Regions from separate parts of the Homo sapiens genome. Here region 1 is linked to region 2. The links are chromatin loops, found by intact Hi-C in ENCODE. Cell type or tissue: heart left ventricle. All regions are shown on one strand. Each heading gives the region's core, and the rest is flanking DNA. Links, peaks and the distances in the headings are about the cores only. Region 1 overlaps MBNL2 (muscleblind like splicing regulator 2). Region 2 overlaps LOC105370324 (a long non-coding RNA gene).

What was found. Peaks named below come from ENCODE experiments on the same cell type or tissue, not always from the same donor. Only the 100,000 strongest peaks of a DNase experiment are listed, where the experiment ranks them.
Region 1: a loop joins it to region 2, with 2.1 times the contacts of the local background. A loop is called at or near these places in 2 of 110 quality-filtered maps.

Annotation. Positions count from the first base shown.
Region 1 is chr13:97,380,142-97,391,795 of GRCh38, forward strand. It overlaps MBNL2 (muscleblind like splicing regulator 2), which reads left to right. Exons shown (of 9, transcript NM_001382683.1): 9 at 11,181-11,654. The coding sequence ends at 11,308. Among named protein-coding and RNA genes, the nearest start is that of RAP2A, 48 kb to the right of the region's middle. In heart left ventricle, for the core only: no CTCF peak of the experiment used is centred there; a DNase peak (open chromatin) is centred at 7,240.
Region 2 is chr13:97,569,490-97,581,143 of GRCh38, forward strand. All of the region lies in intron 3 of LOC105370324 (a long non-coding RNA gene), which reads right to left. Among named protein-coding and RNA genes, the nearest start is that of RAP2A, 140 kb to the left of the region's middle. RefSeq lists an enhancer at 5,679-5,728. In heart left ventricle, for the core only: a CTCF peak has its summit at 5,626; no DNase peak of the experiment used is centred there.

The DNA of each region.
Region 1 (11,654 bases), core at 4,301-9,300, 190 kb before region 2:
ATGAAACCATGTCTGTGGCAACATATCTTTATATCTTCTCTCAACAAATGTACGCTAAGAACCCACCTTGAGCTGGGCGCAGTGGCTCATGCCTATAATTCCAACACTTTGGGAGGCTGAGGTGGGCGGATCACATGAGATCAGGAATTTGAGACCAGCCTGGCCAACATGGTGAAACCCCATCTCTACTAAAAATACAAAAATTAGCCAGGTGTGGTGGTGGGCATCTGTAATCCCAGCTACTCGGGAGGCTGAGACAGGACAATCGCTTGGACCTGGGAGGCAGAGGTTGCAGTGAGCCAAGATTGCGCCTTTGCACTCCAGCCTGGGCAACAGAGCAAGACTCTAGCAAAACCAAACAAACAAACAAAAAAAAACCACACCCACCTTGAGCCATGTACAGTTCAGAATTGTGGGAATACAGCAATGAAAACAGTAGTTCCTGCTCTCATGGGTCTTACATGGTGAGGGGGACAGGCGATACACAAATGTACAAATAATTACAGTCAGAGTCCTTATCATATGAGAAGGGTCATCTCAGAAAGTAAATGGTGATGCTGAAAGAATGGGCCTCACCACCGAGCTTTAATGGGGGATGGTTAGTAATAAAGAAATACAAGATAATGTGGGAGCTCTCCTCCTCCTCTAAACATTTTCCTCCTTTGGTTTCCATTTTGCCGACGATTGGCTATTTTGGCACTTCCTGAGGGCTTACTGGGGAGGGCAGATGGTGACCTGGCTTAACTACTTACCGCACTGCAGAGGTGCCAGCGTGATACAAGCCAAGTGAGGAACTAAGGCTCGAAAGGGCACAAATCTGACTGGTGGCACAGACAAGCCTCCTGAAATTCCCCTCCAGTACTCTTTTTGATTTTTCCTTTGCACCTAGATTTTACACACAATTGAGTGGTTTTTGTTAACCTCTCTCTCTATCTCTCCCTCTCTGTCCCTCTCTTTCTCTCTCCCTCTCTCTGACACACACACACACACACACACCACACACAGGCAAAGAACTAAAAAGAAAAAAACACTAATTTTTTTGCTGGAAAATTTGTTATATGGCAGCAGCATCCCACCAGTTTGAGAAATGTGTAAGATGATGACGATACACAAAGACACATGTCCAAGTCCAGTACCTTACATTAATCTTACTGTTCCTTTTACTGCATTTTAGCATTTGGTTGCTTTTCTCCCTTTGATGCCTTGAAAGCCAATTCTTAGCAGGCTAAATTACACATTCTACTCCACTGTTAAAATGGGTACTGTGGCCAAAATGTGCCCAGGATTCTAAGTCCAACATAATGGTAATGGATACAAAAGCAGGGCATTGAGCAGGATTGGACATTTTATGTTAAATCCAACAAGATCTTGTTTCTGTGATTTTTCTTGACCTGAATCTTCAATTTATTACTGGGAGCAAAATCTCATTTTGAAAAAAACCCATATCATATATGAATGCTTTTGAAATTTCTTTTCTGTTGCTGCATAAATGAATTTTTTTGGAATTCCCTTGTTGCTTTAATTTTTTTAACTTTCACGTTTATTAAATTTTTATTTTTCACTCCTGAGTTGCCAGTTCCTGTTCTTTAAAATATTCCAGATATACTTATATCAACAATAACCATGAACAAAAATAGATATATTAGGAAAATATTTTCAATGTATACAACAAGGTAGGTCTTAATATTATGTTACATATTATATTAATTAATATTATGTAACATATTGTCTGCATATTACATATATTACATATTATGTTACATAATATTAAGACCTACCTTGGGAATACAGCAGTGAATACAGTGCTGATTTTTAAAGGTATAAAAATGTTTTCTCAGATTCTACTTTATGTCCAGGAGTCATCTTCAGTGAAGCAGCCTATTTAATCTCAGAGAGCCTCACTTCCTACACAACTTACTGTAAATATTTTAAACACTTTCAAATATTTTCTTAGTGTGTCCCACATATTATATATTTTTTCTTGATTTAGTAGAGGAATTTATCCTGCTTTAGTACACATACAGTCCCTAATTTTAAACATATTCAAAATTACCTTTGTCATTTGGTTTGAAATTCAGTTCTCCTACAGAGACAGCCATGGCCTTGGTGGTTAGATCTCTGGGCTGGCCTACAACCATTTTATTTAGTTTGTGGCATTTTTATAAGTAACACAGTGCTAAAGCATGGCCCAGGCCAAATGCCACTCATGTCTATGATGTTGCTATATCTTTGGGATTCAAGAAACATATCACCAAACCCCCAGATGTCCATGCAACAGAAAATAGAAAATTCCGTCACCTCCTCCACCTGCTGGAGCTGTGGAGGCGCCATAATCCCTGGTGAATTCCATGACTAGAATGTCATCCGGGGAAAGCCTGTGGAGTCGGAATGGGAAGTATGGTGTGGAATCACAAATGTTGGGTAAGGAATAGGAAGATAAAATCTCGGGCCTGCTTCTGGGTAGCCACCAGACCCATTCACACCACCTTCTTCCCCATTTCTCTTGATGCCATGGTTTCATCTGCCAACTATTTTTTTTTTTTTTTTTTTGAAAAGGGTGTCTCACTCTGTCACCGAGGCTGGAGTGCAGTGGCGCCATCTTGGCTCACCACAACCTCCAACCTCCGCCTCCCGGGTTCAAGTGATTCTCCTGCCTTAGCCTCACTTGGGCCATGCCTGGCTAATTTTTTTGTAGAGACAGGGTTTCACTTTTTTTTTCCTGGCTATCATGCAGTCCTTCCAATCTAGGGTTTTGTTTTGATTTTACCTTTTCTGGCACCTGCTGAGGAAACACAGTCGCATAACTCCCCTCCTTCTGAATAAATACACAGTGCTCTTGAATATGTCTTTGCTTAAAACACTTCTAGAACGCCAGCGGAAAGGGCCAGGAAAGAAAAGTCTCCTTCTCATGCCTCTTTACCTTCATCCTCATTTATATCATATAGGAGAAGAAAAGTGTTCACCCTTGGATGACATATGGGTTGTTAGATGGTCTGAGGACAAGATTCCCATCTCAGCATGAGAGCCACAGAAATGATCCTCAGAATTCCCCCAGGGGAGCTAGGATTGAAGGAGACTGTCTGGAGTCAGGGAGGGGATTATAATCAAAGCCTAACTGCAATACTCATAAGAACCTAGATGTTTTTACATGTGACATGGACTCATGCAAAGAGCAGAATCTTATTCAAAGTTGAGCATTCCCGTTTATGAATTTTATCCAGATACTCTAAGTTGTCAATGTGAACCCTGGTCAGTAATCTTCAGCGAGGACAGTATTATTGCTTTTCATGTAAAACGTCAATTATTAATAGTTTTAAATGACAATTTTTCTTTAGTATATCTAAAAATATTTTGTTCAAATATAATCAAGTGGAAAATATTGGACAGAAATGAGTCATCCACAAAAAGTATCATTGAAACTAGGGGAATTAGAGCTTTGAATATAAACTTTCTACTAAACAGCAGAGGACAAAACAATAATTCTGGCAAAACTCCTCTTGAAGGTGCTATGAAATATTACGGACATTACAACCTCAGTGTGCTCTTCTCCAGAGTAAAGCTGATTGTCATATTTGATAATTTTTCCCCAGGACCTCAGTGTATGCCTTTTCTGTGCAAATAAAACTACATTTTGAAAATAAGTCAAATATGGCATGACACTGCCCAACCTCCGAACAATATTCCCCCAGAATAATGAATCAGACTATTTTTAAGTGTCTTTTCATATACTACTGATGATCTCTGAGCTTTTTATATAATTAATTTTTTTTTTTTTTGAGCGGGAGTCTCGTCCTGTTGCCCAGGCTGGAGTGTGGTGGCGCAATCTTGGCTCACTGCAACCTCCACCTCCCAGGTTCAAGTGATTCTCCTGCCTCAACCTCCCAAGTAGCTGGGATTACAGGCGTGCACCACCACACCCAACTAATTTTTGTATTTTTAGTAGAGACAGGGTTTCAACCACGTTGGCCAGGCTGGTCTCGAACTCCTGACCTCAAGTGATCTGTCCACCTAGGCCTCCCAAAGTGCTGGGATTACAAGCATGAGCCACTGCACCCGGCCTATATTTAAAATTTTATAGTCATGAAATAGGCCAAAGAAAGTTCTTGAAAGTGTACATTTGTTAACATGTATAATTATAATTGCTTTAATTACTTTTTTATCTGATACCATATATTCACTAAGAGACTAAGACACTTCTTTTGACTTCAGTAATCCATACTGTGATTAAGTACTGAATTATACTGGAGTCAAAATGTACACATGTCCCTTTGCCTCTGTGCAGTTTGCTTCAACTGAAAGATCTCACAAGTGTAGCCTCTCAGGCAAGATCAGGGCATTTCAGACAGTCATGGCTGCTGTGGAGAAGAGGTGTGGGGCAGTGGGGAAAAGGTGGAGAGAATATTAAATGGTGCACAGACTAAAGGAGGAAGCAATGCTAACAGAGAGTGGGAAGAAGGAACTTGTGAGACAGAATCAGAAGAAAACACTGGATGAAGAAACACAGACTGGGAGGGTGAGCAACGTGCGAGCCTCCTTAGCTTAGCCCTATTTTTAGGAAATGCCAATTAATTGCCTATTTTTAAATTAATAATAAATTTTGTTTAAAGAGGCAGTGAAATATTATTAATATCTTTAACTGCCTTCTGGGGAAACAGGGCCTTGTAACCATGGCAAAAGATTTCTAAGAAACCTACCAAGTCTAGAAGGTTACTTTAGGTGAATTTTTATCTGCTGTATTTCCCTTCTCTGTGAGTGATTCTGCCCCCAGCCTGGAATATTTTCCCCTTTATCTATAATGGGGAGTAGGGAGAATGGGAGAATGGGGAGGGAATGTTTATTTCTCTTAGATATTTCTGAGTCCTTAACTACCCTAACAAGGTGCACAGATGACACATCTTGTGCAAAGGGTTCTTTTTCTGCCCCATTCCTGTTTCTCCCATGAATGGTCTGGTGGTCTTCTGTTGATGCCAGCATTGTGGCACTGTGTCTTCAATGACTTCAATTTATTTAGCCATCCATGCAAGCAACAATTAATAAATTCCCAGCCCTATCCTAGATACTGGGGCTATAAAGATGAATGAGACAGTCCCCCTGTCCTTAAAGAGCTTGGTTTGGCTGTGGACCCAGTTAGTGCACCAGCCCTGCTTGGAAGTACCCACTTGAGATTCCATGTTAGTGACATCAAGATGCATTGAGATTCCTTAGTAGTTTAGCAAGGCTGCACAAATATGTTATAAGGTATTTTTTATCTATGCCATCCAAACTCAACATTACAAAGACAGTCCTAATGGCTATTCACAGGAAGACTGAACCAAAACATCCATTATTTCTCTTTTCTAATTGCTTGATGACTTGCATATATGGAAATTCTTGGCATTTTCACTGGAATGTTTTCCTATCAATTAAGCAGAGCAGGAACAGTTCTTACCAAATTTAATATTGAGCTATCATTTTAAAAAATAACTCATCTGACATCCTTGAATCTTTGAAATGAGCACTTTTACATAAGAAGTATAAACACTTCTAGAAGTCACCTAGAAGCCCACAGTTTCCAAAGTTATACATACGTACAATTCCTGGAGATCAACCTCAAGGTAGAAAACCCAGAATGTATTAATACTTGGTACCTCTGAAATACTAAGGAAATTCTACGTTGATTTGTCTTCTCTTGCACCATTCTGCATGAGGACTGGTTAGTTCAGCTGTTAAGTTCATGGTGCTGATTAGTTCAAGTTCAGTGTTTCAGTCTCTGCAGAGACTATTTTGCTTTGAACCAAGTGTGTTTCTCACCCTGTTCAGCTCTTTTTTGAGCGCACATCATGAGTGACAGGTATGGATGGCTCAGCCTAAATCCATCATCACATGGCAGAGACAAGAAAACATGCATGTTTCATAACTGATGACTCAGTCAAGGGAGGGTTGGTATTTTCTTTTTAGGTAGAGGGTGCCTTGTTGGTCACATACTCTCTTTCTTTGGGCGAAAGCCAAATGTCTGAAAGTTGTAGGACTAACTCTCCTGTAAACCTGCTCTCCTGGTCTCACTCTTACCACTGCTGCCTGCCATGATGTTGCCTGTAGCGTTGGCTGATGCCAGCTCAGGAAGCCATCCAGACTTAGTGAATATAGTGGATATTGCCTTCAAGAAAGTAAAGCTGATGAGGACACAAACCAGCAGCTCTTAGCTGAATTTAGCCCAAAGATATATATGATCCTTCTGTGATGTGAATTCATTGCTGAATTTCCAGCTTCTTTTGGCAAATGAAAAGGTCAAGTAATATGGAGCCCATGTTTCCGCAGGTAGCACTTGGCTGGGGCTGAGTGGCTGTTGCCACACCCTCGACCTGGCCTATTCACTTACATATCTTTCCTGCCTGGCCCCAGGAGGCTTAGTATTAGACAGTACCTAATCTGGTCCACTTTTTAGTAAGGTTGGCTACCACTGCACTGTGAGTCAATGGCAGGCAATTCACTGAGGACACTATAATTATTAAATGGCTGCTCATAACATATTTGATAGAAAAATAACCCATTTGATGCTTTTGAAGCCATTCATGCTTTGTCTTCAACAAGTAAATATGAAACTAATCAGGTACTGGATTCACATTGGGGTAACTTGAGAACGTATATTGAGCAGAATCATCAGATTCTTAAATCCAACCACCTAGGGGAGACAGTTTAATTCACTTAATGTGATTTCCTTTCCTTATTGATAAGCAGACTCCATTGTAGCCAGCTGATATTTTTGCATCAGAGATACTCTTGTTCCACCCAGAGGGGCCACTGAAGATTTAGAAAAGTACTCATGATTTGAGATCAAGTGTATCTTTGCCTTAAAAACAGAATCACAGATACTGTGGGCATCAGCTATTCCTATTTTTGTCTGTTCTCCTTTTAGTGGAAAAAGGAATTGAAAATAATGCTTGCAGTTCAGAATTTTGATTTACCATACTAGATTAGCTAGAATCTTATTTAATAATTTAACTTCCTTCTCCTGTCATGGTGCTTTGTTATATAAAACACTACTTACTTGAGGCAATAGTCTCCCAGGGAGACAAATAGAAATATAGCTTGTTGAATATCTTTGATTTCTTTCCTACCGTCATAGTTTGCCAAGATTTCTCAGCAGCTGAGGCAGCGGCACTGTGGTGCGGTAGGGTGTTCTGATGCTATAAGCAGACACGTTTGCAACATCCATCTGGAGGAGCCCTGGGGCAGGATGTGGTTGACCACCCAGGCAAGGATGCCCTGAATGAGAGGCCCAGCAGCCTCACAGTCCCCCAGCAATTTCCACCCATCTAGCCCCTCCAAACAGTCTCACTGTCTCCCCTCTAAAGCTCCAAGTGCATTTGCTGTAGGTTCCACCCCAGGGCCTCGCCTTCCCCTGATTCCCAAGCTCACAGGGGTTCTTCTAAGCACCCTCTGAAGCAGGCTCCATGAGGCACAGCCATGCTCTTTGGAACCTCTGTGTCCCGTCGCCCTATCTCAGACCGTCCCCATGCCCTGGAGGGGATGCCTTCACCAATGAGCAGAGTGACATCTCCAAACTCATGCTGGTTTGTGCAAGCACTTTGTACATTGTGCAAGCCAGTTAAAATTATGCACGTCATCTTTTCCATGTCTGCAAAATATGATCACAATACTGACCTAGCTTGTAAGACTCTAGCTTGTAAATTCTCAGAGCCTCCTGAAAATCAAGGGGATATATCTTAAAATTCAAACAAAAACAAGGGTGCTTCAGAGAGGAGACTGGCAGGAGACCCCCAATGTGGTGGCTGTTTCTCTGACTTACGCATACCCTGGCAGACCCTATGAGTTTTCCACTTCCCTTTCAAGACAGCATGGGGTGCTGTGCCTTGGAGGTTGAGTAGGGAACTTTGGGCACCAGCTTTGACCAAATGCAGGACAGGAAAGAAGTGATGGACAGTTGGTCTGTTGAGCTCACTTTGGTGAACTGTATTTTAATTAGCATTTTAAGAAATGGAGAAGTTCAAAATTAAGGTTGATCCACATCAGATGAGTAGCCCATGTGCCAGGGCCACATATAAGCCTGGTATTTTAAGAAGGTATGTTTCTTATCTGTAATGAAATATTCAGGCACCCCATGAAGGTTTTGATCCTCCTGGCCACAAAACTACAATAAAGATGGAAAAAGTTTATACATATACATACATACATATATATATATATATATATATCATTGGTATGGGAGAAAATCTCTGAAAAGAGGTAACAGGAAAGCACACAAAATGTATCTATTCATCAAACATTAAATTATGTTTGTTTAGTGCTAAATCAACATATAATCTGAATAAAGAAAAGCCATGTTAAAAACTAGACAAGAGGTTCCTCTTTCTCTCAAAGCAGCTTCTCCTCTCCCTCCCGCCAGTCCCCACAAGCACACACACTTGGCTTTCCACTTTCCTCCTGTCCTGTGGGTGGTCTTCCGGCTAGATCTGTCCCACACTCCCCTGGGACTCTCGGGCCTGTAAGGTCCTGTGCCTCCTAACAACAGAAGTGCAATCAGATGGGTGCTAGTGATATGACAGGCCCTCAGTTGATAACTGTTCTTGATCTGTATCCCTGTTCTGTCTATATCTCCAGGGCATATTTCACCCCAGAGTACAGATAATACAGACTGTATCAGCAAGCTGTATTTCTCAGGAAAAAAAAATTTAATAATCAGAAGATATTTCCAAGAAAAATGCTGCCACCCAAAAATGGAACCTATAAGGAAAAACACCCAAAGCTTTCCCACCTTCTAAGATTAAATCTGTTGAACCTCTTGAAGTTCACAGATGCCAAGAGTGTGATTCGTTTTTTATACCAAATGACAGCCAAAGACAAAGACCAGGGGATGGCCAGAGTTTTCTGGCCTAGATGCCAGGCAGCAGTCACAGCTGAGAGTTCAATAGTCCCAGGGCTCATTTTTATTGATGTCTTTATTCATATAATAGCTCATCGGTAGACTGGGGCAGAGGGGAAGTGCAGTCTGGGTGAGACTAGTTTATGCTTTAGTTAGCTCCAAGACTGATTTACAGTCCAATTAAATTTCAGTGGTCATTTATGTCTGTTCGTCAAATACAAGTTCAAAGCCTTGCCATAGGTAACTTCCATAACCCACGTTTGCCCATTCTAATTTGCCATTGCTATGCTTTTCATAGAATACTTCTTTTCCAGATGGTTAGGAATTTCATTCTTTATAGCATTTCAATTTCAGCAAATAAGCAAGAATCTAAATGCATTCTAAAATACATATTATTATATATCAATTTAAGAAACTGGCTGGGTACAGTGGCTCACGCCTATAATCCAGCACTTTGGGAGTCTGAGGTGGAAGGATTTCTTGAGCCTAGGAGTTTGAGACAAGCCAGGGCAACACAGGAAGACCCCATCTCTACAAAAATAAAAATGGAAATTAGGCAGGCATGGTGGTGCGTGGTTGTAGTCCCAGCTACTCAGGAGGCTAAAGTGGGAGGATTGCTTGAGGCCAGGAATTCAAGGCTTCAGTGAGCTGTGATTACACCACTGCATTCCTAACTGGGCAACAGAGGGAGACCCTGTCTCAAAAAAAAAAGAAAGAAAGAAAGAAAGAAAGAAACTGCAATTTTTTTTCCAGAGTTATTTTAGAAACTTTTTTTTTAAAAGTAAAAGAAAAAGAAAAATCAGACATGATTTGATGGACTAGGGTGCGTTCTTATTTGGAAAACTTACAGATAGGCTTGAAACTAAGGGATGAAATCAAAACATTTCTATTTAATATCTAAATCTAGAAAATTTGAATATTACCTATTGGCAATGATAATATTCAAAGATAATAGTATTCAAATACTAGATGCTGTGTTTACATATAAAATAATATCTTATTAATTTTATTCATGTCTGTTAGTACACAAGACAAGGAATGCTATTTTTCCCAGTTAATTTTACATTCCTAGGAATATTTAAGAATCAAAGAATGACCTTATCTGAAGTTTTAAGTTTCCATTTACTATAAATATTTAATGTAAATTAGTTCTTTCTCTATTTTTATGAATTCTCTACACATCTGTCTGTTTCAATAAAATAAAGAATACTCATGTTTATTTCATGGGAGGAACATATACTAAAATTGTTGCATATAAAGTACAGGAGCACTCACTTAAAGGGAAAAAATATCCACGTGGAGAAATTATACATAACAGGATAATACAGTATGCTTAGGAAAATAAGGCTTTTGTTGGGAATTGAATCCTAGTGTGCAGAAGTATTAGCTGACTCTCATTATAAACAAATTTTACCAGTTATTTCCTAACAGACTCTTGTTTAATGAATAAACGCTTTGCTTATTAATTACACAAAATTTGGTCAAAGCATTAGAAAAGATTAAATAGTTTTGTTACGGTGTGTTAAAAACTTGGCTTTTAACCTTGACATTTAATGGATTGGACCACACGGGCCAAGTTCCTTCTCCTTTGCAAAGGTATGGAGCTGGAAATGAACTTAGAGATCAGACTCAAGGGACCACAGCTTGCACTTAATAGTTTACCTTTATCTGTGCTTTAGCTGTGCTTTTGGATGTATTAAGAACTTTTTAACTGCCTTAATAGACTGTTATCCCTTTTACTCTTTGATATGTGACATTTAAATATACCTTGAATTTGAACTGGTTGTCGTTATGTGTTGGGAACAAAATTACTTTTGATGGGAATACATTTTTGAATTAAAAATGCAAGTTAATAGATAAATAATATCTGATTATTATAGATTTTGAAATATTTATATTTAAGCCTTACAAATGACTTTTCAGTACAAACAAATTCTCTGATTAGACTTTCTGATCACCGTAGCAAATATGAATTGGACAATAATGTGAATGTATAATAAAGAGCTATAAAGCAAAAATTTTAAAAAGAAATTGTGGTCTAAACATGCATGCCTCTCTATATGCTGCCACAGTTTTCCAGAAAGTACTGTGCATTTGAATCATCTTTCTTTATAGTGGCCACATAGCAGAAGTGGTTAAGTGTAAAGTTTTTCAGCATGAAGGGCGGGTATTGTGCAAATTTATAATTGCATCAAAATAATGAGAGATTGAAGAAAACTCTGATTTTCAAATGTCTATTTTTGAAGAGTAAAACTTAAACTCATTATTTTTCCTCCCAGAAGGATACCTAAATCATGCTTGTCTTTCTCTTTAACAGATAATTCTGAAATAATCAGCAGAAACGGAATGGAATGCCAAGAATCTGCATTGAGAATAACTAAACATTGTTACTGTACATACTATCCTGTTTCCTCCTCAATAGAATTGCCACAAACTGCATGCTAAATAAAGATGTAGTTCTTCTGGACAGACCACAACTCTAAGAAGCTAGTGCTGCTATCTCATATATGAGTATTAAATATGGTATGCTTAGTATATTCCAACCTAAGATAGTTAACTACCTGAGACCAGCTGTGATGTTTAAAGACATAAAGGATAAAGTTTACTTTTAAAGGGTTTCTAAACATAGTTTCTGTCCTAGGAATATTGTCTTATCTCCATAACTATAGCTGATGCAGAAAGTCCAGCCAGTTTACTCATTTCGATTCAGAATATTTCAAATTTAGCAATAAACAATTAGCATTAGTTAAAAAAGAAACATATTCCAAGGGCAGGTTCGATTCTAGCTCTA
Region 2 (11,654 bases), core at 3,747-8,746:
GAGTTCCTCCAGCGAATAAAAGGATCCTAGATGGCCCCTGGGGGCAATTAACTGCTTTTTGGAAGCTTTCAAACTAATGAATTATGAGATGCAAAAATCAATGGAGACTTACTTTAAAAAAGAAACAGCATCCATCATTAGTGATGTTAGAACCAGGTAACACAGAGTTCTCCAAAACTTTAAAGATGCAGACTGCAGCAACTCTGAGAATGGCTCCTACACCTTAGGTGACAGGCCATGTAATTAACCGAGGGCCCCCCTGTACCTCCCACAGCTGTGCCTGGCCAGTGAGTGATCCTCAGGGACGCCAAAGCAGCCGGTTTCTGGGAGACACTGGACTCTTCTGAAGGTTGATCTTGGCCCAAAGACTCCCCAGTAGCCTTACAAACCTTCCTTAAACTGCACAGCTGTTTCAAAACCACAGTGCTCCCACCTAACCTTCCCACCCTCTCCTCTTCCCTGGATCAGGCTTACAGGGCGAGCCGAAACTCTCGCAGCCTTTTCTGATACTCTTCATCTTCTCTCACACGGTAGTGTCCGCTAATGGAATCTTGGCACATTTAACGCCGTTTTGCCATCTGCCTCCCATAAAGCCTGGACTAACACATGGAATTCAGCACTATCGTCTACCCTCCCACTCACAAAACAAGAATTACATTGTATTTTACAATATAAAATGCATGAACACATTTAATGTACTCAGACTCATGTCCAAAACATGAGAGAGAATGTTCTTTAGCACTAAAACTGTTCACCACTACCTGAAGAGCTAAGGAGCTAGTTTTCTTACCAAAAAGAAAAAAGGCGGGGGGAGGGGTGGTGGCGGGTAGAGGGCATTTAAAATAACATCTGAGAGAAGACTATTTAACTCCCAAAACAACTAGATTCCACTGAAATAACAAACAGAAGTAGAATTGCTAAATCCATCTCTTCTCAGAGAAGAAAAGCACATATTTGCTTTTGCTCCAGAGATTTTTTTAATACAGTATTTAATGGGAAGGCTGAGTTTGTAGGGCAGTTAAATCACAGGAGACCCAGAGAACCAAATACTTCACTCTGTGCTTCATCCGACTTTCCCAGTAGCTCTCCGCTGGCCATTATGCCTCATAGAATGCATTCTAATGGCTTAAAATGACAGTGTTTTGTTTACAAAATGGCTCCATTCCTCAAGGAACCCAAGAGCCTGTGCACTGTAACAGGGCTATTGATAGAAAATAAACTGCACAGTGTGACAGAAGCTGGTCCCACCTTCCTGCCCTGTTATCCATTTTGAGGTCAAACGTATCAGCTCAGAAGTAAGGCCTGAGGGGGCACAGCCAAACATCCCTAAGAGAACTGAGCAAAGAGCTCAGGAAGGTGAACTGAGGGCCAACATCCTGGCACCGATACCAAGGAGAGGATTTGACCCAAGTGTTCACTAAATATTCTGACCTTGAGAGGCAAGTCCTGGAATCATGTGGATTTGCTCTGTCTGCTGAATTTTAAAATGTCAGTCTTAGACTAGAGCTTTAGCAGGGGACTCAGCAGCCTCTCTCCTTTCTGTTTCTAATGCCAAAAAAAAAAAAATACTAAACGCAAATATGATCTAAAACAAGGAAGAGGGTCTGTTTTCTGTAAGAGGCAGAATTTATAAGCTTAGAACAATAAGCGAAATATTAGTCCTTAAATTAGTAAATTCCACTTTGATCTTCTATGAGTGAGAGGAAGAGTTTTGCAAGGGAGAGTTGTAAGGAATTCTCTAGAAACAACAGGCCCTGAAATAGGGTAACTTAAGGTGGTATGTCTTTGTTACTTTTACATATTGCACAAATGACCCATCCAGCCTTGGATAATCACTGTATCCTCACTTTGAGAACTTCCAGAGTAGTGACTCAGTCATCAGTTTTTTTAGTACTCGGCCATATTTTAGTCAACTTCAATAAATAAATGAGTACAGGTTTTTCGAGGGTTAAAACAGTGAATATTTTTTATATCTAAGGCTTTTGAATATGTGTGTATGTGTGTGTGTGTGTGTGCATATATATATTTCATTCATATATTTCATTCATATATATACATATATATGTATATATGTATATATATGTATATATATGTATATATATGTATATATATGTGTATATATATGTATATATATGTGTGTATATATGTATATGTGTGTATATATATATGTATATATATATGTGTGTATATATATGTATATATATATGTGTGTATATATATATGTATATATATATATATATGTATATATGAATGAAATCCCTTAATGGACATAGTGGAATATTAGCCTTAAAAAGGAAAGAAATTATGATAACGTGCTACAACAGAGATGAACTTTGAAGACATAATGCTAAACAAAATTAGCCAGACACAAAAAGACAAATACTGGATGATTCCACTTATATGAGGTATCCAGAGTAGTCAAATTCATAGAAACAAAGTGGAATAGTGGTTACCAGGGTCTGGGAGGCAGGGGAATGGGGAGTTGTTTAATGGGTATAGTTTCAGTTTTGCAAGATTAAAATGTTCTAGAGATTGGTTGCCCAACAATATGAATATACTTAACACTTCTAAACTGTGCACTTAAAAATGGCTAAGATGGTAACCATGTTATGTGTATTTTACCACAATTAAAAAAATGTCTGGCTAGGTGCAGTGGCCCATGCCTATAATCCCAGTGCTTTGGGAGGCCGAGGAAGGAGGATTGCTTGAGGCCAGGAGTTCAAGACCAGCCTGGGCAACACAGTGAGACCTCATCTCTACAGAATTAAAAAAAAAAAATTAGCCAGATGTGGTGGTGCATACCTGTAGTCCCTGCTACTCGTGAGGCTGAAGCAGGAAGATTACTTGACCACAGGAGTTTGAGGCTGCAGTGAGCTGACTACACCACTGCATTCTGGCCTGGACATCAGAGGGAGAACCCGTCTCAAAAAAAAAAAAAAAAAAAAAAAAATGGCTGGGCGCAGTGGCTCACGCCTGTAATCCCAGCACTTTGGGAGGCTGAGGTGGGTGGATCACGAGGTCAGGTGTTCGAGACCAGCCTGACCAATATGGTGAAACCCAGTCTCCACTAAAAATAGAAAAAATTAGCCAGGTGTGGTGGTGCACACCTGTAATCCCAGCTACTCAGGAGGCTGAAGCAGGAGAATCGCTTGAACCCAGGAGGCAGAGGTTGCAGTGAGCTGAGATCACACCACTGCATTCCAGCCTGGGCGACAGAGCAAGACTCCATCTCAAAAAAAAAAAAAAAAAAAACCTTACTATATTAAAGGGTTTACTGACAGATTGCATTTTTCTTCAGAGTCTGTTAGCAATGTCAAAAACATTACTAAAATCACAACAGAAATTCACAAAGCCCAGGAATTACATTTGTTCATATTTGGTGGGGAAAAAATCCTAGTAAAAACTGAACTTGACTGGGGCAGTTCCTATTACTTAATCCAAGGGTTCTGAGTAAGGCAAAGGATTTCTGAAGGAGAAAAAAATGTCAGAAAGATACTAGCTAGCCAGCCCCAAAGCAGTTCTTCCTGGGAATTTCTCTGATTTCTTTTTCAGCTAGCCCACCCACCACACCAAGTATCTCCACCAGATCATCAGGAGAGACAAATGATTCCTCCTCTTATCTCTTAACCAAATGTCCTACTGGTGACCTGAGAGTATCTGCATTTGCAACACATAATAAATGCTTGCTTGGCTAAAAGGGATTAGTAACTCTGACATCATGAACAAAGGACCACACCAGGGAACCATCTGGAATTTGGTAAATCACTACATAGACGGAATGACATTAATTCCAGGGCTTATTTGAGGCTTAATGTCCAAAAACTACTAAGCTATTAATTAGAGAAAATGAAATCCTTTTACACACAAAGCATGCCATTGTGGTATGTATTATGGTCTGGTATATATGTTGGTCCCTCACCAACCCTGGGGACTTCTATCTTGAAAACTATCGTAATTGGCAAAATCAGCCCTGGTCAATATCAGGCTTGCAGAGAAAATAGGGGATTAAGAGGGAGAAAATAAAAATGGTATTTCATATATTTTTTAAAGCAAAGGTTTGAGAAAATAGCAAATTATTTCTTTCCTTTATTTTACTGAATTCTTCTGTACCAAAGCAATGCATGCTTATAACAAGGACAGTGGAGCTATGTAAAGATAGTTAAGAGTCTCCCCCTCCATGCTTCTAATCTCAGTATCCTGAGATAACCAATATTAAGTTTTATAAGTACTCTCCCACAACTTTCCTTATGTTTATACACATATATGTAAATATATTTAAGGATATACAGGATAAATATATATGGAATATATCTCCTATATATGAGATAAAGGTGTACATATTATATAGGATTTTGCTTTAACAAAACTAATGTTACCACTACTTAGTAGTTTATTTCATTTAATAATAACACTATAGATTTCCCTTAACTTTGGTTCCTATAGATGTAATCTTTTATAAAAGCTGCATAATTATCAATAGTAAGAATGAGCCACAATTCAACCATTTATATTTTTTTCAAATAATTTTTTTCCATCACACACAATGCTGGGATAACAAACTTACACATACTTTACTTTTTTTTTAAATTTTTTATTTTTTGAGATGAAGTTTCGCTCTTGTTGCCCAGGCTGGAGTGCAGTGGCATGATCTCGGCTCACTGCAACCTCGGCCTCCCTGGTTCAAGCGATTATCCTACCTCAGCCCCCTGAGTAGCTGCCTTATTTATTTCTGTAAACTATATTTCTAAAAAATGGAACTTCTGTGTCAAAGGGCATATGTATATATATTACATTTTAATACCACTAGATTACTTTTTTAAGAAGACTGTAACAATTTAAATCTCCATGAACACTGAAAAGCATATGAATTTCCCACCACCCTTGCCAGTACTAGATGCCATCAATCTTCTAAACGTTTGCCAGTCTGACAGGCAGAAATCAAATTTCCATCATTTTATTTTTGTTTACCTGACTACTAGGGGGTTTGAGCATCTTTTCATATTTTATTGACCATTTATATTTCCTTTACTATGAATTGCCTGATCATAGCTTTACCTAATCTATCAATCAAGTTGTTTTTCTTTTCTATATCAGTGTGTAGGCACTTAGTTTATTAGGGATATAACCCTTTGTCTGTCTTATATGTGACAAGTAGCTTTCCCTAGATGATGATCATTTAAAAAAAAAAAAAAAAAAAAAACTACATATGATGTTTTGTGACATACGGAAATCTTTATTTTTATGTAGCCTAACTTGTAATTTTTTTTATGGCTTCTGAATTTCTCTTTCAAATGAACTTTAAAACTAGCTTAACAAATTTCTCTTAAATAAATCCTTTTGAGGTACTGATTGGGATTGAACTGAATTCATAGATTAGAGTAATGACCTCTTCACAGTAATGAGTGCCACCATCGCCCACCCTTGCCCCAAAAGTGGTATGATTTTCTCTATATTTAGGTTTTCTTTTATGTCCTTCAGTACTGGTTAGTACTTTCCTTCATTTAGGTCTAAGGCATATTTCAATTGGTTTACTCCTGGGCCTTGATGATTTGTCTGGCAACTAGAATAACATCTTTTCCTGCTCCAGTCTCTGGAGTAGAAGGCTGTGTTTGGAGGCAGCGCAGCCCAGTGGTGGAGGCCGAAGTCTGCAAGCTCAGATTCCCTCGACTGACATCCCAGATCTTCTACTCACTGGCTCTGTGCATGGAGCTAAGCTGACTCCTCTTTCAACAGATTCCCTCGCCGCTGAAGTAGGGATGACAACAGCATACCTCTTCAGTTTGTTGTGAGGATTAAATGAGATAATAACATCACATCTTTAGCACAGACTCTAGAACAGAGTAGTAATTATATGATAACAAAGACAGTGACTATGACGAAGAGAATGATGTAAATCTATTGTTCACACACTCTTACTGGTTTTCATTCCCTTGGCTTTTGTAGGTAGAAAATCATATACCCTTCTAATTGTGACGATTCATCCATTTCCTTGCAATGTTTATGGATTAGTCCGCTCTCGAATTGCTATAAAGAAACGTCTGAGACAAGGTAATTTATAAAGAAAGGAGGTTTAATTGGTTCACGGTTCTGCAGGCTGTACAGGAAGCATGGTTGAGGAGGAAATTTTCAATTATGGCAGAAGACAAAGGGAAAGTAGGCACGTCTAACATGGCCAGAGCAAGAGCAAGAGAGAAGGGGGAGGTGCTACACTTTTTAATAACCAGATCTCATGAGAACTCTATCAGGAGAACAGCACTAGGGGAGCGGTGCTAACCCATTAGAAACCACCCCAGTGACCCAATCCCTCTCACCAGGTCCCACCTCCAACATTGGGGATTACAACTCAGCATGAGATTTGGGTGGGAGAAAAGAATAAAAATGGTACCAAATATATTTTTTAAAACAAAAGTTTGAGAAAATAGTCAATTATTTCTTTCATTCATTTTACTGAATTCTTTCCGTACAAAAGCAATACCTACTTATAGCAAGAACAATGGAGCCATGTGAAGTGAATAATCTCCCCCTCCTTATCAGTTTCCATGTTTGTTTCTTTTATTGTCTAACTACACTGGCTAAGCCCTCCATTACACTGTTGAACTGGAGAAGTGAGAGCTGGTCTTACTGCTTTGGTACTGGCTCTAATGTAAATGCATTTCATTTTCCTAAGTATAACAATTACAGTATGTTCCTGATAGTCAACATAACTTATTGACATAAAGTTATTTATAATATTCTCGTATCATTTTTACTCCAATCTGTAGCCACGTCCCTTTTTCATTTATATTAGTTATAAATTCCCTCTATTATTATTGAAAAAGGTTTCCATATTCTATATTAGTCTCTTTGAAAACCAACAGTTGACTTTAATACCCACCATTTTGTATTTTTTTCTGCTCTCATCTTTATTATTTCCTTCTACTTTCTTTGGGTTTGTTCTTTTCTAATTATTGAGTTGGACCCTTAGCTCCCTAATTCTTTAATTTTCTTTTATATTGATTATATAACTTGTTTCTTTCCTATTCCCTTATGAATTTAAAATTATGCATGGATTTTTTAATAGAGTCTAGGGTTAATAAGGATTTCTACCTTCTCCACTTGTCTCCTATTTTAAATTGTTTCATTTTTCGTTTCAGTTTAGCAAGTAGATTTACTCACCAATGTATTTACCAATTTCTTTGACCATTATTTATTCATTTTTCTTTTTTCTTGAGATTCAATCCATATCCACATAATTCAACTATTTAAAGTGTACAATACAGTAGTTTTTAGTACATTTACAGAGTTGTGCAACCATCACTGCTATCAATTTTAGAACTAATCACCCCAAAAAGAATGTTGTGCCCATTAGCAGTCCCTCTGTTTCCCCAAACCTCTCAGCCCTAATCAACTACTAATCTACTTTCTGTCTTGAAATGTGCCTGTTCTGTACATTGCATATGAATTGAATCATGCAATATGTGGTCTCCTGTGTCTGACTTCCTTTGCTTTGTAGAGTGTTTTCAAGGTTCATCCATGTTGTAACATGTATCAGTACTTCATTACTTTTAACTCTCAAATAATAGTCCATTGTATAGATATACCACATTTTATTTATCTACTCGTTAGTTGATGAGCATTTGGTTGTTTCCATATTTGGGCTATTAAAAATAATGCTTCCATGAACATTCATGTACAAGTTTTTGTGTGGACATTTTTTTTTTGTTTTCTTGGTATAAATCTAGGAGTAGAATTGCTGAGTCATATAGTAGGTCTGTATTTAACCTTGTGAGGAACTGCCAGGCTGTTTTCCAATATGGCTCCACTATCTGACATCCCCACCAGCGGTGTATGAGGGTACCAACTTCTCCACATCCCCATCAACACTGTTATTTTCTCTTATTTATAGTCATATTAGTGGGTATGACATAGTATCTCATTGTGTCACTGTCCATTCTTCACATTCCTTCCAGAAGTATATTCTTTAAAAATCCATGTCAAAGATCTGTTAATAGTAAACTCTTCCAGTTCTTGATGATCCATATTGTCTGTATTTTGCTATGGTTCATGTTAGAGCTTAGCTGGATGTAAAGATCTACTTTGATTTATTCTGCTGTCTTTCTGGATTCCATTATCGCTGGTCAGAAGTCCACTATGTATTATTCCTTTGAAGACATCCTGGGTTTTTTCTGATTAACACTAAGGTTTCTTTTCCTTTGATCTCTGCAGTGTATCTAAATTCTCAAATGTTGATTTACCTCAATTTATCATACTTAGTAGGATTTGTGCTGTCTGTATCTGAGAATCATATCTTTAATCAACTCTAGGAAATTCTCAGCCATACTCCTATATTACAGCCACTGCTTCATCCTTTCTGTTATCTTCTCCAGAACTGCCGTTAAGACATGTGTTGGCCGTTCTCATCTCTTAATCTCTCATTTAAATTCTTCACCACTTCATACTTATGATGCATTCTAGAGAATATCCTCATTCTTTTCCAGTTTACCAATTTAGCTATATTTCATCTGTGCTTAACCTATTGAAGTTTTTTTATATCAATGACTATATTTTCCTTCTCTAAGAGTTCTATTTGGTTCTTTTTCAAATATGCATCATCTTCTTTTTTCACATTTTCTTGTTCTTTTCTGGTGTCTTAATCCTTTTTTAAATAGTTTTATCTATCTTAAACAAATGTAATTCAGTGTGTTTTTCTGCAAATTCTATGATCTAAATTCCTTAGGGGTCTAATTCTGCTATGTTTGTTTCTTGTATTAGTCACTTTTTTTTCCTCTTGTGTTTTATAATATTGAGCTAAAAACTTTCAAGTAACCAAAATGGAAAATATTTAACATAAACATTAGCCATAGTCAGGTAGTACATCTGGGGTACCTGGCAAGATAAATACCAAGAAGAACACTCTAAACTTGGGCTGCAATCAATCACCATAAATAACATACTTCACTCTTGCTTTTTTTTCTTCATGTCTCCCACATATACTCCTTACCAAGACCCAAGAGACACTATAACCACCTCCTTGTTTATTTCCCTTCTCTGATCCTTCTCCAAACCACTCTGTCCTCGCCATCAATGTGATATTTTAAGACTGTACAGCATGTCATGTAGCTCCCTTGATTAAGAATCTTTAGTGGCCTCCTACTGCTCAACACAAAATTCAAACTCTTTGCCAGGTATACAAGGCCATAGATAATCTGCCTCCTCCAATCTGCCACCTGCTGCTTCTCCTGCATGTTTCCCCATCACAAAGCTCCAAGTTACACTGGCCTTCCTTTTCTTCTGTGAAACCAACAAACATGAGGGGATGCCACTTGAGATGAGGCAGCAGAAAGGGAGGGAGAGGGGAGTGATACGGACACACTGCTGACATCACCAAGACATTAGATCAAATCTTGCCTAAAGTCTCTGGGCTTCACAATAATGTCTCTGGGCTTCACAATAATGTCTCATTCCTTTCTCTCTTCATTTCTTCCTTTCCAGCAACCACCTTCACACCCAGCTATTTTTTGTGAGTTAGGGTCTTGATCTGTGAGGAGCTGCTGTGTTACTGTATTGATCCTCTTTCAGAGACTGTCAGAGAAATGTCACAGCCAAAAGCAGAGTTAAGCTGTCTTTAGGGAGACCCTGATTCTATTTCAGGGTCCAGTAAAAGGTGAGAAAGAAAAGCTATTCTTCATATATTCTTGGGAATTCAAAGTTCCCAATACTTAGGAGCAATCAAGTACAATATTTCTATAATTTAGTTCTCTCAGTTCACTATACTTTCTGATAGGCCAGTTTTCTACACTTAACCATACTTATATATTCACTTTTAATTGACTGCCATTTAACATCAGTCATTCACCCTTCAGACTTCTGTGCAACATTAGTTCATATCACTACTCCAGTAGCCAAAACAATTGGTAAGACAATTTTTTATGACCTATCACTCTAGAAAATTCCAAATACTTGTCATATTCTCTTAGTTCAAAACATAGCAAAACAAATCATAAAAAGAATGAAGTTTATCATATTCAAGAATGAAAACCAACAGTTATGGTGTCTTCCAGTTTACATGATTGTTTAAACATGGGTTATTGCCTTAAATTCTAACAATGCTATACTCCTGCAATGTACTTATTATGAATGTCATCCTGGTTTTACCACTGATGGAATGAAACGGATGAAAATGAAACAGTTATTGAGCAACTGTTCTATGCAAGTCATCATCACAGAAGGAGCTTAAATATGTCATTTGATTTGATCATCTGAGAAAGTTGAGTGTCTTCATCACATCACACACTAATTGCCAGGGGCAGAACACATGCCCGGTCTGCAGAGCCCTCTCTGCTATGGCTGGCTTCTTCAACTCCACATTCATGGAGGCCTCTTTTCTATGCAAGCCTATGGGTTGAAAATGATTTATTCTTTGGGAGCTCATTGCTGCCTTTAAAAAAAAAATAGCTGCCGCAGACTTCTCTGTCTTGTGTCTTTGACTTAATGTGATTGGTACTGACTTTGGCACTTCATTATTTTCAAATGACAAAACAAGTAGCTCCCAAGACAATGTAGTTTGGACAAAGTAAGCAGTTCTTAAAATTAAATTACATATTAATAACAGACTTTCCCATTGGAACTCTTTAATATTGTTGCCTTGGGCATAGATCCTATTTTAGTTACATCCTCTGTGCTAAAAGCATTTTCTGGTGATGCTAATGCTGCACCTCATGTTGAAATAAAACACCTCCTTAGAGACATAGATGTTTGTATAATGCAAGTATGATCTAGCAGTCTTAGGGTGGCGTTTGAGCTCCAAAGTGAGATTTATTAAAAGGTAAAGCAATCATATACTGCCTTCCTTCTCCAGCTTCCCTTCTTAAATTAGTAATGTCAGTCTATCTCAGATTCTCCCTACCTCCTTATTCTTTGATTTTTCTCCATAATACTTATCTGATATGCTGTATATTTTATTTCTATTTCCCTCAATAGAGTGGCAGCTCCCTGAGACCAGGGACTTTGGCTCTTTTATTCAGTCCTCCATCCCCAGCACCTTGAATGGTGTCCGGCACATGTTAGACAGGGGGACTGAAGTCTATCATACTGGGGGTAGTAGGGAGCTCTTTAGAAAAAAAAAACCACAAAGGTACAAATATAAAAATTATATGTAAACTGTATCAATATCATTATCCTAGTGTTTTTGTTTGGTTGGTTTTTGTTCGGTTGGTTTTTTTTGAGACAGAGTCTCGCTGTGTCGCCCAGGTTGGAGTGCAATGGCGTGATCTGGGCTCACTGCAACCTCCGCCTCCCGGGTTCAAGCGATTCTCCTGCCTCAGCCTCCTGAGTAACTGGGATTACAGGCACCCATCACCATGCCCGGCTAGTTTTTGTATTTTTAGTAGAGACGGAGTTTTGCTATGTTAGTCAGGCTGGTCTCGAACTCCTGACCTCTGGTGATCCGCCTGCCTCAGCCTCCCAAAGTGCCGGGATTACAGGCATGAGCCACTGCATCCGGCCTCATTATCCTAGTTTTGATACTATAGTATAGTTTTGCACAATGTTGCCATTGGGGAAATAGGAAACGGGATGAATAATGCACAGAATTCCTCTGCATTATTTCCTACAACTGCATGTGAATCTACAGTCTCAAAATTTAGAATGTCTAATTTAAAATAACTATTAATATA